2 separate regions of the Homo sapiens genome follow, and region 1 is linked to region 2. Evidence: read pairs that join two places in POLR2A ChIA-PET (ENCODE). Cell type or tissue: Panc1. All regions are shown on one strand. Each heading gives the region's core, and the rest is flanking DNA. Links, peaks and the distances in the headings are about the cores only.

Region 1 (5,373 bases), core at 77-5,076, 49 kb after region 2:
CCTTCAGTTCACTCTAATGCCTCCTTCCCTACATTCCATCAGGCCTAATATTTCACCAATGTCTTTCTTTCATGTTGGCCTCACACAGTGTGTGGGTCCCTGTACCCCCTCTGCCTGTCCATCTCCTACACCAGGAACTTGCCGTCTCAGCACAGCTGATATTGGAATCTGGATGATTATTTGTCATGATGGGTTGTCCTGAGCGTTAGAGAACGCTTAGCAGCGTCTCCTGTCCTCCCTGACAACAAAAACTGTCCCCAGACACTGCCATGTGTCCCCGACGGGCAAACTCTCCTCTACTTGGAAGCCCTGACCTAGAGCAGCCCCTCGGGTCCTCTCGAGTCCAGCTGCACCGTGCAGCCCCCATCCCAGCTCCCCTTCCCTGCACCAATCACGAGGGTCCCACTCACCCATTTCTTGGGTCTTCTGTTATTTCGTAGCAGGTCCTCCAGGTCTTTGCAGCTCTGCACACCGTTCATCATGACTAAGACCTGGAGCTCCTGGGGCATGGAGATCATGAACTGCTCCATCACCAGCATGTCCAGGATCTGCTCTTTGGTGTGGAGGTCGGGCCTCAGCCACAGATGGCACAGCTCAGTGAGTTTCCTCAGAGCCTGGATGGGGTCCGACTCCTTCGGGCAGCTGAACATCCTGAAGTTCACGTGAGAAATCTCAGGGTCCACGTCGTGATTTCCAAGTTGAGTTTCTGAGGATGCCATAGACCGTGGCAGCTCCAACCCAGGTCTGTTGCAGGATTCTCCTAGACTCCATGAGGATGTGCAATTTGCAGCCATATCTAGTGGAGAATTTTTTAATCAGTCTCTGAGAAAGCTCTTCCAGTAGCTGGTATCTAATTGATACCTATCTACACAGGCTTCCTCTGGTTTTCCTCAGTAATAGATTCACTGTTCATTCAGAAGTCTGGGGGGGAAAAGTATGAGCCTCATTAGTTTAAGTTACTACTCCATCCATCCCTCCCTTCGAAATCCCTCATCCTGGATGCCACTTCTTCAGCAGCATCGAATTCAGCACAGTGGAAATCTTCCAGTGTCTATACCTGACTACATACTCTGGTTTAAAATCTTAATGACCCCTGGATTCTGATCTCTAGGAAATCACTGTGCAGAGGCTGAATCAGTTTTCCTGTCAATTGGAACAACATTGTTCTTGACTATAAATTAAATAAGATAGTTAGGTGAAGCTCTGAAAATGTGATGCAACAATAAAGTAAGCCCTTTATGTTTCCCCATCAGGACAAGATCCAAGGCAAAGCCCTTAGTCATAATTATGCAAAAGGATAGAGAAAAAGAGTTAGAATGTAATATTTTCCCCAACACATATTCTTGTTAACTCCAGAACATTTACTTGCTCCAGGGAAGGGACAGCATTAAAGGATCCTATGAGGATTAAGCACCTACACAGATATTTTGTTATTTTGGTAAAATGTACATTCATAAATTTCATCATTTTTTACTCTCTTCAAGTTCACGATTTTATGGGACTAAGACATGCACCATGTTGTACAACCATTACCACTGTTTACTTCCAGAATTATCTCATCAACCCAAAAGCAACCCCATCCCCATCAGTGATCACCCCCTGCCCACCCACCCCAGCCCCTAGCAATCACTAATCTACCTTCTGTCTCTAAGGGTTTCTGTATTCCTAATCTCATCTCAGAAAATGGATTTAAAGTCTAGTGCTCTTTGATATTTTAAAGAAGTGGGTTGATACAATAATAAGATTTTTAAAAATTAATTCCTAAACCTAGCTTCATTAGGCAGGAGCCACTGAGTGATACTCTCCAGGCATCAATTATCGTCCAAGTTCAACAGCTATGAGAACACAGCCCTGCTTTCCTAGACACAGGTGGGGGAAGCAACCTGAAGGTCTGCAGAGGGGAGAAAAAACTGGCAGAAGGGTCTTGGGAAAAGTCACTGGTAGCCTGGAGGGCGAGTGCCCCACACTTCCTGGAAGGACTTTGAGCAAGTGCAGAACAGAGAGACAGCCAGGGAGACAATCGGCAGAGGCGGGAGACAACCCAGAGGAGGAGACAATATTTACACACCACACATCTCACGGGGCTCCTGTGCAAAACATAAGCAACTCAAACTCCTCCAGAGCGAGAAAACACATAACCCACTAGAAGGGCTTAAGGCGCCTGTGTGGACATCTCAGATGAAGACATGTGAATGGCCAGCAGGTCTAGGAAAAGGTGCTCATTATCACTCATCATCAGGGACATGCAAATCCAAACCACAAGGCACCCCTCACGCCTGCTAGAGTGGCTGTTCCCAAAAAGACACATGGAACGAGTGTTGGTGAGGATTTGGGGGAAAGGGGTCCTCTGCGCCCTGTGCTGGGATGTAAATTAGAGCAGCCGATATGGGAGACAGTATAGAAGCTCCTCAGAAAATTGAAAGTCCAACAACTGCATGATCCGGCAATCCCGCTCCGGGGCAGGTACACAGAGGAAAGGAAATCAGGACGTGGACTCCAAAACAGTGAAACTCTGGAGGGATAGAGGGAGGGAGGGTTGAAAAACTACCTATTGGGTACTATCCTCATATCCTGGGTGATGGGTAGAGTCATACCTCACACCTCAGCATCACTCAATATACTCATGCAACAAATCTGCACAGGTACCCACTGAATCTAAAACACAAGTTCAAATTACAAAAAAAAATTTAAAAAGAAGTAAATAACATAAATAATAATTAAAAACCCAGTGGAACTCATAGTAGTAGTGAGTAGAATAGTTACCAGGGCTGGGGTAGGGGTTGGGAAGATATAGGTCAAAGAGTACAAATTTCAATTGAAGAAATCAATTCAAAAGAGCAATTGTCCAACATGGTGACTTCAGTTCATAACAATGTATTGTATACTTGGAAACTGCTTAAAAAAAATTAGATTTCAAGTATTCTCAAAACCAAAAATGGTTAGTACATGAGGTAGGGCATATGAATATTAGCTCAATTTAGCCATTTAACAATGTTTGTAATACTACAAAGCATATTATGCTATATGCCATAAATATATACAATTTTTAGTTTTCAATTAGAAGCAAATTAATTTTTATTGAAAAAGCACACAGATATGATAGAGAAAAGGGAGCCTGAAATTCTGGAATTAAAAGTGGTTTTGCCAGAGGGCGCCTGCTGCTGCTCAGGAGGCAGAGGCGGAGGTGGGAGGATCACTTGAGCCCAAGTGTTTGATAACAGCCTGGGCAACATAGTGAGATCCTGTCTCTAAAAAAGAAAGTGGTTTCATGTTCCTAGAAATCACTTTGTATTTGATCTTAGTTCATTCCCCGTTAAAGTAAGAAACAAGACACAGGAAAAAATAAAGGCAGACACAGGAGTTAGTATTCAATTCTGGGAGTATATACCACACGGGTCACCCAGGTAGGGACACTTAGCTCAGATTCTCATTGGCCTAGTAGGTTGATGCTCATTCATCAATGATTTGATTTCACCCTGTGCAAAGGGAAAATCCAGCAATGCTTTTTAAAAAGGGTGTGTGGCAGGCAAAGTGGCTCAGGCCTGTAATTCTAACAGGTTGGAAGACCGACATGGGAACATGCTAGAGCCCAGGAGTTCAGGACCAGCCTGAGCAATATACCGAGACCCCATCTCTGCAAAAAAAAAATTAAAAATTTATCCAGTCGTTGTGGCATATGCCTGTAGTCCCAGCTACTCGGGAGGCGGAGGCGGGCGGATCGCTTGAGCCCAGGAATTCCAGGCTAGTCTGGAATTCAAGCGAGACCCTGTCTCTAAAATAAAATAAAATATAACCTAAGCTTGATGAGAAAGTTAGTATTATTCCTAGTTTACAGAAGCGTTACATAACGAGTCAGAGTTAATCATGGGGTGCAAAGGAGACCCGCTGCCTTCACAAAGTCTCCGAGAAAACGCACGAAAAAATAAACCCAAACTTTCTGAAACCAACCCCCGACATGCCAGCTCCTAAACCCGACAGACATCCCCGCTGGACACTCACCTCCTTCCCGGCTTCTGCCTCCGACCTTCTCGGTCTGGGATGCGCTCTCCAACCGGCCTGGAGCTGAACTGCGTCTATTTATGGAGAAGCGGGACTCCAGGCCGCGTTTCCGGTTCCCTGCGCCGCCCCGTGATTGGTTTAGGGCCATAGAGTCCATTTTACGTAATCGGCGTTGATTATGGTTCCCACTGAAACCCCACCCACAGGAAATTAATGTACTAAACATGCCTACTGTGCAAATATTTCCCGCTCTACTGAGTTGTCATACTGCTGAAGTATTTGGTGGCCTCAGAAAATATAGATTTGCGAGTTTTAACCATTTTGGGTCCCCTCATGCCACAGACAGTAATATCCTAACAAGTAAAGAACATGTTAAGAGCTGGTGGATTAGTATCAAACCAGTGATTTGATCTAGTTTGAGCAAAGCTCTCACATATGAATGTCAAGATACTGAAAAAAAGAGACAGTCTTTGTTGATACATAATGAATATTGGTGATAATTTTTTACTGAAAAAAAGAGACAGTCTTTGTTGATACATAATGAATATTGGTGATAATTTTTTATTTTTTAAAAAGAATATTGGAGTTGACATGGGAAAGCTTTGTTTGAACTAGACTAAATCAGTGGTTTGATATCAGCCAACCTACCCTTATATAAAAACAGTGGGAACCAGAGAAAGGCACATGGTCCCCACTCTGCATTCATTCCAGGACGGTGATAGGGTGGTTTATAGATACACTGAGGGTCCTACGGGGTTCCCTAGTTCTCAGCCCCCCTCAGTTAGGGCTCTCAAGCACGAAAAGCCTTAACGGTGGGTGTGAATTTTACTGTGTGGATCATGGAGTTAATGTGGAATGATAATTAAGTGCTAGGCAGGATTAGATTACAATTTGGGAAGTTCACACCATCAGTTGGATGACACTAATCCATTCAAGTAGTGACTCATTCATTTTAATTTCAGAGGAAACCTTCTCGTCTAACCTTTAGGACAAATTGGAGGGCTGTTAATTTTACACTGATTCTGGTTTAAATCCTTGGAAAATCTTAAGCCGCTTCACTCTGGGAACTTCAAACTTCTTGGGAGTAGAACTTTCCTGATGTGTTGTTTTGAAGATGAAGTAAGACTATGTCAGTAAAGTGCTCAATACAAGGTTCATTTTGCCAAGAAATTGTAACAATTATTTTCTGAGGCATGTTCTCATACTTTGTTACATTTTTTCTTGTTTACCACTGAGGTGTTGACTCTAACTCAACTCTAACAAATGAGTTAGAGTTAAGAATGGAATTATTCACTGGAATTAACTGGGAGCTGCCTAAGCCACTCTCTGGCTACCCAATTCCCGATTCCCCTAAATCCTCCCCTCTGTAAACTC
Region 2 (5,373 bases), core at 59-5,058:
TTGGAGCTATTGACTTTCGGGGCTGGGTCCTTCCCATCGGGGAGGCCTTTCCTGAGCACTGTGGGAGGCTGAGCCGCGTCCCTGGCTTCCACCCACGAGATGCCGGGAGTCCCTCCCAAGTCCCAAGTAAAGATGTCTCCAGCCGGGCGCGGTGGCTCACGCCTGTAATCCCAGCACTTTGAGAGGCTGAGGCGGGAAGATCACGAGGTCAGGAGTTCAAGACTAGCCTGGCCAACATAGTAAAACTCCGTCTGTCTCTACTAAAAATACAAAAAATTAGCCGGGCGTGGTGGCGGGCGCCTGTCGTCCCAGCTACTCGGGAGGCTGAGGCAGGAGAATGGCGTGAACCCGGGAGGCACAGCTTGTAGTGAGCCGAGATCACAGCACTGCACTCCAGCCTGGGCGACAGTGCGAGACTCCGTCTCAAAACAAAAACAAAAAAAACGAACAAACAAAACTGTCTCCAGACTTGGTCACATGTCCTGGGGTGAGGCTGGGGCAGCATCGGGGCAGAGTCACTCCTGGTTGAGAGCTTCCGGCCTAGGGACGCAGCCATGAACAAGACACAGTTGACACCCCTCATGGGGTCTCCTTTAGCCAGGGTGGTAGGTGGGGGGCGGGGAGATAGACAGCTCACAAGTAAACAAATAAACAGGGTCTACCGTGCAAGACAGAAGAAATGCAACTCAGTGAGGGAGCTGCGGAGGCTTGGAGGGATTGATGGGGGCAGAGGGGACAGGGCTACGGAGACACCAGTGGCAGGTGGAGACAACCAAGGAAGACACAGGTCAAGGCCCAGACGCAGATAAGAGGGAGGGAGGGAGCCCTCGAATAGCTGCAAAGTCTGGAACAGGACAGCTGGAAGATAAAGGGGCACAGAAGGAGGGGGAAGGGCAGGGTCTACCAGGGGAAACCAAGGCACAGCAGCATTTCCCGCGATGAAGTGTGTGTTTTGACCTCACAGACCAGCGTTTGAAAGCCCCTGGAGTGGATGACTGTTCCCCCACCTCCATCCTCTTCACTCCCTCTCCCTTCTTCTAATCCCCTCCCTTTCCCCCCTCCCTTCTATTGTCTCCTCAGAAGGCATAAAAGCTCAGGGGGCGTGAAAGAGTCCAGGCGCTGGAGCGAGGAGCCAGAGAGAGCTGCGGAGAGCTGCCAGCTGCAGCGGGGTGAGAGCCTAGGCCAGGAGGGCAGAGGGGCGGATCCCAGCTGCACCGGGGTGAGAGCCTAGGCCAGGAGGGCACAGGGTCGGCTGCCAGCTGCAGCGGGGTGAGAGCCTAGGCCAGGAGGGCAGAGGGGCGGATGCCAGCTGCAGCGGGGTGAGAGCCTAGGCCAGGAGGGCACAGGGGCGGATGCCAGCTGCAGCGGGGTGAGAGCCTAGGCCAGGAGGGCAGAGGGGCGGATCCCAGCTGCACCGGGGTGAGAGCCTAGGCCAGGAGGGCAGAGGGGCGGATCCCAGCTGCACCGGGGTGAGAGCCTAGGCCAGGAGGGCAGAGGGGCGGATCCCAGCTGCACCGGGGTGAGAGCCTAGGCCAGGAGGGCAGAGGGGCGGATGCCAGCTGCAGCGGGGTGAGAGCCTAGGCCAGGAGGGCAGAGGGGCGGATCCCAGCTGCACGGGGGTGAGAGCCTAGGCCAGGAGGGCAGAGGGGCGGATGCCAGCTGCAGCGGGGTGAGAGCCTAGGCCAGGAGGGCAGAGGGGTGGATGCCAGCTGCACCGGGGTGAGAGCCTAGGCCAGGAGGGCAGAGGGGTGGATCCAAGCTGCACTGGGGTGAGAGCCTAGGCCAGGAGGGCAGAGGGGTGGAGGGAGTGAGGGGCTCCTGGGAGAGTGATGGGGGGCTTGAAGGGATGGGGATAACAGGAGAAACCCCAGCATTGGTGGCAGGGAAAAGGTGAGGGGCAGGTAAGGGGACGGAAAGGTTTGAAGATGGAGTGGTGGAGGCAGTGGGGCAGAAGGCATGGGCGCTGGGGGACCAGGTCGGCCTGATCCGATGATGGGGGAAGGAGAGGCTTAATTGCTTGCACACGTCCAAACTCCTCAAGATGTGTACATTAAATGTGCGCCATTTTTGTATCTCGATGATGCCTCCATAAAGCTAAAAAATAAATTCCTCTGTCCTTATCGGAAATGCACCTGGCCCCCGCTTCGGAAAATGACTGGCCGCTCTCTCCTTGCAGCGTGTTCCGCAGCTGTAGGCACCTGTCGTCCTGCCTTCGATGGCTCCTCCCTCCGTCCCCCTGGTCCTCCTCCTCGTCCTCTTGCTGAGCCTGGCAGAGACTCCAGCATCCGCACCTGCCCACCGGGTAACGCCTCCCTAAGTTCCTCGGAAACAACAGTGTCCCCAAATCCCTGCCCTCTGGGAAGAGTTTTTAAAAATGCTTCTGGCTTGTGTCAAGGGTCCTGGGGAAGAAGCTCAAATCCTGAAAATATGAGAAGAAATATTGCGTGTCTCTACTAAAAACACAAAAATTAGCCGGGCATGGTGGCACGTGCCTGTAGTCCCAGCTACTCAGGAGGCTGAGGCAGGAGAATCGCTTGAACCTGGCAGGCGGAGGTTGCAGCGAGCCGAGATTGTGCCACTGCACTCCAGCCTGGGTGACAGAGCGAGACTCCATCTCAAAAAAAAAAAAAAAAAAGAAGAAATGGGGTTTCACCATGTTGGCTAGGCTGGTCTTGAACTCCTGACCTCCTGGCTTCAAGTGATCCACCCGCCTTGGCCTCCCAAAGTACTGGGATCACAGGTGTCAGCCACGGCACCCAGTCTGGGACGACACTTTGAAAACCTTTGATCACACACCTCCACAGCATGGGCTGTAGAGGCTGGGTTGAGTTTGAAATCCGGGATCTGCGACTTTCTAGCTGTGTGACTTCAGTCACATTGCCTAACCTCTCTGGTCTCTGAGTGGATCTTCTTTGTCCAATTCCAGCACTGTGAGAGTTAACAGTTAACTCGGATGGCAGGCAGCTCTCATTATTTAGCCAAGAGGATTAAATAATTAAGAGATGTTGGTCCAGGGATACACAGTTTCAGTTAGACAGGGGAAATAAACTAGATCTCTGGTACAGCATGGTGGCTGTTGTTCATAACAATGTGTTGTATACTTGAAAATTGCTAAGAGAGTAGATGGATGTTAGGTGTTCTCACCACAAAAAAGCTAAGCACATGACGTAATGTAGAGGGTAATTACCTTGATGGAGTCACTCCGCAGTGTAGCCGTATTTCCACACGTGTTGTGCACCACGCCTGCATTTAAAATGCAGTTTTTTTCTAACAAAAAAAAAAAAAAGAGGCCAGTCCCAGTGGCTCACTCCTGTAATCCCAGTACTTTGAGAGGCCAAGATTAGAGAATTGCTTGAGCTCAGGAGTTCGAGACCAGCCTGGGCAACATAGTGAGAACCTCCATCTCTTAAAAAAAAAAAATTAACTAGGTATGGTCTTGCGTGACTGTAGTCCGAGCTACTTGGGAGGCTGAGGCATGAGAATTGCTTGAACCCAGGAGGCTGAGTTTGCAATGAGCTGAGATGGTGCCAGTGCACTCCAGCCTGGGCGAAAGAGCAATAACCCATCTCAAACAAAAACAAAAACAAGAAAAGAAAAGAAAAAGAAAAGAAATGCTAACAACAACAACAAAAAAAAAAAAAAAAAAAAAGAGACGCCGGCTTGGCATTCAGCTGCCCTGAGTTGGGATAGCAGCTCTCCTCCAGGTTCTGGCTTGGTCTTTGGCAAGCTATTTGTTTCTTTGAGCCTCCTTTTTTTCTATATAACTAAGGGATAACGGAATCCATCCTATAGGGATGTTCGAGGAGTTTTGACAAGAGCTAATGGCTGTGGAGGGTTTTCTCAGCGCTTGGCGTTGTGTGAAACCCGTGATGTGAATTAGCTAATTCTACCCCACAATCCTTTGCAGTTGGTTCTATTTTGCTACTTCCCACCTTACACAGTGGAACACTCTGGCTTAAATATTCAGTGCACATCCTCCTTAAGAGTCTGGAATCTACCGGCCGGGCACGGTGGCTCACGCCTGCAATCCCAGCACTTTGGGAGGCCGAGGAGGGCGGATCACCTGAGGTCAGGAGTTTGAGACCAGCTTGGCCAACATGGCGAAACCCCCTGTCTCTATTAAAAATACAAAAATTAGCTGGGCCTTGTGGCAGGTGCCTGTAAGCCCAGCTGCTCAGGAGGCTGAGGCAGGAGAATCGCTTGAATCCAGGAGGCGGAGGTTGCGGTGAGCCAAGATGGCACCACTGCGCTTCAGCCTGGGTGGCAGAGTGAGACGCGAGACTCCATCTCAAAATAAATAAATAAATAAATAAAGAGTCTGGGATCCACCTGGGTTTGAGTCCCAGCTGTTCTTCTTAGTGTGTTGCAATTTGTTGCAATTTGCAGAATCTTTCTGGGCCTCAAGAGCCTCTTTCTTTCTTTTTTTTTTTTTGAGACGGAATTTCGCTCTGTGGCCCAGGCTAGAGTGCAGTGGCGCAATGTCAGCTCACTGCAAGCTCTGCCTCCCAGGTTCACGCCATTCTCGTGCCTCAGCCTCCCGAGTAGCTGGGACTACAGGCACCCGCCACCACGCCCGGCTATTATATATATATATATTTTGTATTTTTAGTAGAGATGGGGTTTCACGTGTTAGCCAGGATGGTCTCGATCTCCTGACCTCGTGATCCGCCAGCCTTGGCCAAGAGCCTCTTTCTAATGAAGCTAATAGCAAGTTTACCTACTAGGGTTGTTGGAGGAAGAGCCTCTCTTTTTTTTTTTTTTTTTCTTTGAGACAGAGTCTCGCTCTGTCACCCAGGCTGGAGTGCAGGGATGAGATCATAGCTCACTGTAGCCTCAAACTCCTGGGCTAAAGTGATCCTCCCACCTACAGGTGTGCGCCACCATGCCTGGCTAATTTTTGTATTTTTTGTTTTGTTTTGTTTTATTGAGACGGAGTCTCACTCTGTTGCCCAGGCTGGAGCGCAGTGGTGCAATCCCCGCTCACTGCAATCTCCACCTCCCAGGTTCAAGCGGTTCTCCTGCCTCAGCCTCCCAAGTAGCTGGGATTATGCCCAGCTAATTTTTTTTATTTTTAGTAGAGACGAGGTTGGCCAGGCTGGTCTTGAACTCCTGACCTCAGGTGATCCGCCCACCTCAGCCTCCCAAAGTGCTGAGATTACAGGCGAGAGCCACCACGCCCGGCCTAATTTTTGTATTTTTTGTAGAGGCGAGATTTCGCCATGTTGGCCAGGCTGGCCTTGAACTCCTGTTCTCAAGCCATCCTTCTGCTTCGGCCTCCCCAAATGCTGGGATTACAGCATGAGCACCACCCCCAGGCTTAACATATCTTTAAAGTGTGCAACACCGTATTGCTGGCTGTGGGCACGATGTTGT

Evidence for each region. Peaks named below come from ENCODE experiments on the same cell type or tissue, not always from the same donor. Only the 100,000 strongest peaks of a DNase experiment are listed, where the experiment ranks them.
Region 1: POLR2A ChIA-PET joins it to region 2 with 11 read pairs; 2 of 35 experiments call an interaction of 5 or more read pairs at or near these places.

The regions. Positions count from the first base shown.
Region 1 is chr19:56,224,253-56,229,625 of GRCh38, forward strand. It overlaps ZSCAN5A (zinc finger and SCAN domain containing 5A), which reads right to left. Exons shown (of 6, transcript NM_001322064.3): 3 at 411-921. The coding sequence starts at 794. Among named protein-coding and RNA genes, the nearest start is that of ZSCAN5C, 25 kb to the left of the region's middle. In Panc1, for the core only: no CTCF peak of the experiment used is centred there; no DNase peak of the experiment used is centred there.
Region 2 is chr19:56,174,894-56,180,266 of GRCh38, forward strand. GALP (galanin like peptide) reads left to right here and starts at 1,115. Exons shown (of 6, transcript NM_033106.4): 1 at 1,115-1,169; 2 at 2,177-2,302. The coding sequence starts at 2,216. RefSeq lists enhancers at 250-800, 801-1,351. In Panc1, for the core only: no CTCF peak of the experiment used is centred there; no DNase peak of the experiment used is centred there.